Regions from separate parts of the Homo sapiens genome. Here region 1 is linked to region 2. Evidence: chromatin loops called from intact Hi-C (ENCODE). Cell type or tissue: dorsolateral prefrontal cortex. All regions are shown on one strand. Each heading gives the region's core, and the rest is flanking DNA. Links, peaks and the distances in the headings are about the cores only. Region 1 overlaps PSME4 (proteasome activator subunit 4). Region 2 has its middle 31 kb from the start of ACYP2.

Evidence for each region. A loop is a pair of places that touch in the nucleus more often than their neighbours do. Peaks named below come from ENCODE experiments on the same cell type or tissue, not always from the same donor. Only the 100,000 strongest peaks of a DNase experiment are listed, where the experiment ranks them.
Region 1: a loop joins it to region 2, with 5 times the contacts of the local background. A loop is called at or near these places in 5 of 110 quality-filtered maps.

The regions. Positions count from the first base shown.
Region 1 is chr2:53,902,004-53,904,819 of GRCh38, reverse strand. PSME4 (proteasome activator subunit 4) reads left to right here. Exons shown (of 47, transcript NM_014614.3): 27 at 664-795. Among named protein-coding and RNA genes, the nearest start is that of GPR75-ASB3, 43 kb to the right of the region's middle. In dorsolateral prefrontal cortex, for the core only: a CTCF peak has its summit at 1,618 (motif pointing left); no DNase peak of the experiment used is centred there; H3K27ac peaks cover 1,365 bases.
Region 2 is chr2:54,083,292-54,086,107 of GRCh38, reverse strand. It overlaps a transcript of ACYP2 not described here. Among named protein-coding and RNA genes, the nearest start is that of ACYP2, 31 kb to the left of the region's middle. RefSeq lists a silencer at 2,742-2,816. In dorsolateral prefrontal cortex, for the core only: a CTCF peak has its summit at 1,286; a DNase peak (open chromatin) is centred at 1,327; H3K27ac peaks cover 893 bases.

The sequences.
Region 1 (2,816 bases), core at 66-2,565, 180 kb after region 2:
ACGGGGTTTCACCATGTTGGCCAGGCTGGTCTCTAACTCCTGACCTCAGGTGATCCACCCACCTCAGCCTCCCAAAGTGCTGGGATTACAGACGTGAGCCACTGCGCCCATCCTACTATAACCAGTTATTATCCATTACTATTTAACTAGTTCATAAGTTGTAAATTTATACTGAATATTTTGTTTGGGTCAAAAATATGTGAGATTGTACTTAAGGTTTGCCTTAAAAGGGTTAAGTTGTTATGTGTCTGTTTTGGTTTATTTTAGTTCCTCCTGGAAATTCTTTAATTTTCCTCATGTGGACATAAGAGAAAATCTGGCTCTTTATATCTAGAATAATTCAGAATAAAAAGTTTAGTAGTATGCTGATTACTTTTAGCTATGTTACTGAGCAAATGCATATAGGTTCCATTCAGTCTCCCCTTTATCAAACATATTTCAGTCAGTGTAACCTAAACCATGGATATGGTCGGTGGTATTGTGCTTTCCTTTTGATATAAGTAAAGATAATCATTTACTTCTTTTTTAGGGTACGTGCTTTGAAATTTATTTTGTTAATGAGAAAAACATGTAAATTATCATTACTGTTTTTGATAATTTGTTTTAAACTGCTTTGTACTTTACTATTTAATAAAAGTCCTTTGTTAATAATACTTCCTCCAGGTGAGAAATAAGGCTCAGCAAACATTTTTTGCTGCCTTGGGAGCATATAACTTCTGTTGCAGAGATATCATTCCCTTGGTTTTGGAGTTCTTAAGGCCTGATAGACAAGGTGTTACACAGCAACAATTCAAGGTATAGGGTTTTTTTCCTATTTTACTGTAAACATTTTCAAACATACTGAAAAGCTGAAAAAATTCTACGGTAAACATCCATATCTTCTTCACCACTGAGATTCTGTATTTAAGATTTTGCTGTATTTGCTTTATCGCATATCTGTTCTTTTTTTTAATGTATTTCAAAGTAAATTGAAGATATCAGCACGATTCACCTTTAAACAGGTATGATCTTTGTTTCATACTAATATGAGGAGACTCATTATTTAGTTATTTACCTCTGTTTGTGATCAGTATTATGATGAAGAAAATATAAGAAGCAGACTTTCCTGAGGAAAATAATTGTTTAACTTGAGTGCTAGTGGCCAAGTAGCCTGGCTGGCATATGGGAGAGAGGGATGAAAGACCAAGAAGTTTAGAGTAGTATGACCAGTGTGAAGGAAGGGCTTAAGACAGGAAGGAAGAAATATGGTAAGTTTGAGCAGTGGTATGAAAGCTTATGCAATTGGAGTAGAGAAGAAAGGAAATTATACAGGATAAGGCAAATACTACATCCTATGGGGATGTAATAAAGTATAGGTAATATATAATGATTGCTTATACTGTCAGGTAGAAAGAAATAGATTGAGAGTGAATTAAGAGTGAGAACGGATGGGACTTGTTGATTGAATATGAGGGGACTGAAAAAAGGAAATGTCAAAGTTACTAAGCTTTTGGATCGTACAACTAGTTGCTGGGCACATCAGAGAGAGAGAGAGAGTAGTTAGATGATGACATAGTTAATTTGGACTAGTTTAATTTGAAGTGGTTCCAATGACCTAAGAGCACCATCAAGTGGGCAGTTAGACATCTGAGTCCGAAGATACCATTTCCATGTATGTTGATTATAATTGAAATCTATGGGCATGGATAAGAAAGCCTAGGAGGAGAATAAGAAGAGGACCAAGGGGCATATGTTGAGAAACTCCTTTAGAAGCCAAATAGAAGAGCTGAGTGACCCTGGAGAGGTCAGAAAGGTATCAAGAAATCGGGAAGAATCACAGAAGGCAGGGAGAGGTCTTTCTAGAAGGAAGACTCAGTGAGTAGAGTCATTGTTTTTTGGAGATAATGAAGACGAGCCCTAAACATCTTCCATGAAGCTTGTAAGACAGAGGTGTCAATAAACTATAGCTCAGGCTCAGTTGCTTGCTTTTGTAAAAGTAAAAGCTTGCTTTTTTAAAACTTCTTGAAACACAGCCATGTTCATTCATTTATATATTATGTATGGCTACTTTCACTCTACAGTGGCAGAGAAGAGTAGTTGAGACAGAGAGCAAATGGCTTTGCTGTTTGCTTTCTGGCCGTTTATGGAAAATGTTTGCTGACCCCTGGTGCAGATGTATAATTCAAGAGTGTTGTAGGTTTGACTCATTGACTATTCTGTTGTTGACCTTAATGAGAGCAGTTTAAATGGACAAAATTAGAGAGGTCAAGTACAATCAAAACAGAAAAATATCTATTAGATCAACAAAATCGAGGTTATGAGTGACCTTATAGAGAACCTGTAGAGGAGTGGAATACAAAGTCAGTAATAAGCTAGATTGGAATCAGGTGAGGTAAATTGGAAATCAAAAGTTTTGATAGTAAAAACTTTTTATGAAAAAGCACTTTAGAAAGGATACCTGCTGTCATCAAAGGATACCTGCTGTCATCAGAATCATTGTGGTTAATTGGACTTTTATGAGTAATAAATATGCAGTATACTTTAGTTTTTATGTACTTTGTAAATTACTCAGCAACCAGGTGTTAACTAATATTTAATAAATTATTTCAAACACCAAACTTCAGACTCTAAAATTTTAAGAGTGACACATGTTGTGGTTTTTATGATACAGTTGAAGAAAATCAGAATGGAATATATGTTCTTAGAAACATCCTTCCATTTCTTTATTACCTTATTAGTAGCCATTCTTTGAACAATTTCTTTTTTTCTTTTTGGAGACAGGGTCCTGCTGTGTCACCTAAGCTGGAGTACAGTGGCACAGGCATGGCTCATTGTAG
Region 2 (2,816 bases), core at 129-2,628:
GCCAGGCCTGATGGTGCACACCTGTAATCCCAGCTACTCTGGAGGCTGGGTCAGGAGAATTGCTTGAATCTGGAAGGTGGAGGTTGCAGTGAGCCGAGACTGCGCCACTGCATTCTAGCCTGGCAACAGAGTGAGACTCTGTCTCAAAAAAATAAAAATAAAAAGTGACTCAAAGAAACTTTTAGAGTCACCAGAGGTCAGAGGCTATACATAGTCTTTATATATATATATACATATTTTTCCCAACATTTTATTTTGAAAAACTTCAAGCCTTCAAAAAAGTTGAAAGAATGATATAATTAACAGCCATATATTCTTCACTGAGATCAAATAATTTTAACTTTTGCCACATTGCCTGTCTCCTCCCACCTCTCTCTCTCTGTCTCACATCTCTATCTCTTTTTCCATACACAGTAAGTCCTCACTTAAAGTTGTCAATAAGTTCTTGGAAACTTCAACTTTCAGAGAAACAACTTATAACAAAGCCAATTTTACCACAGGCTAATTGATATAAACTAGAGTTAAGTTTCTTCAGCATATTTCTGGTCACAAAAACATCACCAAACTTCTGAAGCCCAAAACACATAGTATTAGACACTGAGATAAATGTGAGCTATATACACATTTAAGAAAGATGAATTTAAAAAAAAAGAAAGATGAATAAAAACTAGTAAGATAATGATTTGCCCCCTTACTCCAGTTTAATGTCACAGGTGGCCAGAGCCCATCCTGGCAGCTCAGGGCACAAGGTGACAACCAGCCCCGGACAGTCCGCAGTCCCGTGGCAGGGTGCACTCTCACACCCCCACAAGCACCCACTCACTCACAGTGCCACCACGTGGACCCGCCAGTGAACTAAATGTGCACAGCCTTGGAACGTGGGAGGAAACTGGATCACCTGGAGAAAAATCCCACAGACGTGAGGAGAACGTGCAACTCTACACAGACAGTGGCCCTGACCAGGAATATATTTCCAGGAATGATTTTTTTTCTCATCATTTTTCTCACACTGAACAAAACGACGTTGAACAAAGAGACTTATTTGAGGACTTGCTGTATTGTTTTTTTGAAAGTAAGTTGAAGACATAGAATATTCCATCCGGAAACATTCCCCACGCCTCACCTAAAAATAAGAACATTCACCTACATTATCACATTACCATCATCACATCTAATAAAAAGATAACCTAATTTCAATATTATCATCTACTATACGGTCCATATTTAAATTTTCCCAATGAGGGATTCCCTGAGCATCAGATCTTTTCTTGCTCAGGCTGGACACAGGTGGCAGGAAGAGGGCAGTGCAAGGCAAGTTGCTGACTAGGACAAAGCCCCGGGAAGCCAGGCCCCATTTTGCTGACTCTTACAGCATTACTTTCCTAATAAATAATACTGTTAATTGTTAAGAGTAATCAAATGTCTGGCTTCAGTGGTTGTGAATGTGATTTTTACTTCCAGCAAACCCATAAGAAGAAATCAAATCTGAGTTATTTATGAGTAAAAAATAAACTGAGGCTGAGCACAGTGGCTCATGCCTGTAATCCCAGCACTTTGGGAGGTGGAGGCAGGTGGATCACTTGAGGTCAGGAGTTCGAGACCAACCTGGCCAATATGGTGAAACCCCGTCTCTACTAAAAATACAAAAATTAGCCGGGCGTGGCGCATTCCTGTAGTCCCAGTTACTCAGGAAGCTGAGGCATGAGAATAGCTTGAACCTGGGAGACAGAGGTTGCAGTGAGCCAAGATGGCTCCACTGCACTCCAGCCTGGACGACAGAGTGAGACTCCGTCTCAGAAAAGAAAGAAAGAAAGAAAAAAAGAAATAAACTGAATACTAAGATTTGCATTTAATCCTTGAACTGACATTCCCTAAATGGATACCTTCTCTAGGCTTTGAAGAATTCTGATATATAAACCATTATTCTATTTTTGGAGTAGTAGAACCTTATTTATCAGGTCACCTTTCACCTCCACCAAAGCCCATGTAAGGAGCTGAACCTTTAGAGATGGAAGAAACGTTATACTCTGGGAAAAAAATAAATTGGAAATTATACTTTTAAAAAATCATTATTGTTTTATATTTGGGGATATTTGGGACATTTCTCATCTTTTCAAAATTTATAATTTGGTGTGATTTCTTGTTCTGTTTAAATATTCACTTTTGTACTTAATTTTACATTTGTAATCTTGCATTCTCTTTCTAAAGAGAGCGCTCAAAACTGTACAAGCATCAGACTACTCCAAACTGAAACCTGGATCTGCCCTGGGTCAGTTTTCAAGGTCAATTTTATGGGATTTGGCCAGTTTTATGTAGAATTTGGTTTGGGTTTTAAAGATGTTTATGCCCCAGGGTCTGGGGGGATGTAAGAGCATATTCTGTCCAGATTGTGCCTTTGGGGGGATGGGGGAACAGTAATTATCAGCAGGACTCTGGAGCTTCTTGACAGCAGGCCAGACTCTCCTAACATGTTTGTGTAGAGAGTCATTCTCCATCACATGTGTTTGGTTCTTTTAATCCTCCTGGTTTCACTATCCTTTCCCATCACCCTGTTTGCTGCTGACCACACCAACAATGGCTGTTCTCTGTAAACTTAGAACCTTGATTTCTCTTGAAAGTAGCAATCCATTGGGTTTTGTCCCAATCGAACATTTTGGGTCAGCTGTGGGAAGTAAAGTCTTTACGGCTCACAGATAAAATGTCATTGAACAAAGAAGACTGGTGTGCTGCCATCAGAGCTTCAACTAGAATGGGAAATAAAGATAATGTGTCAGCTTCACATGGCTTGCCATTGCTGTGGTCTCTGTCTGGGAAGC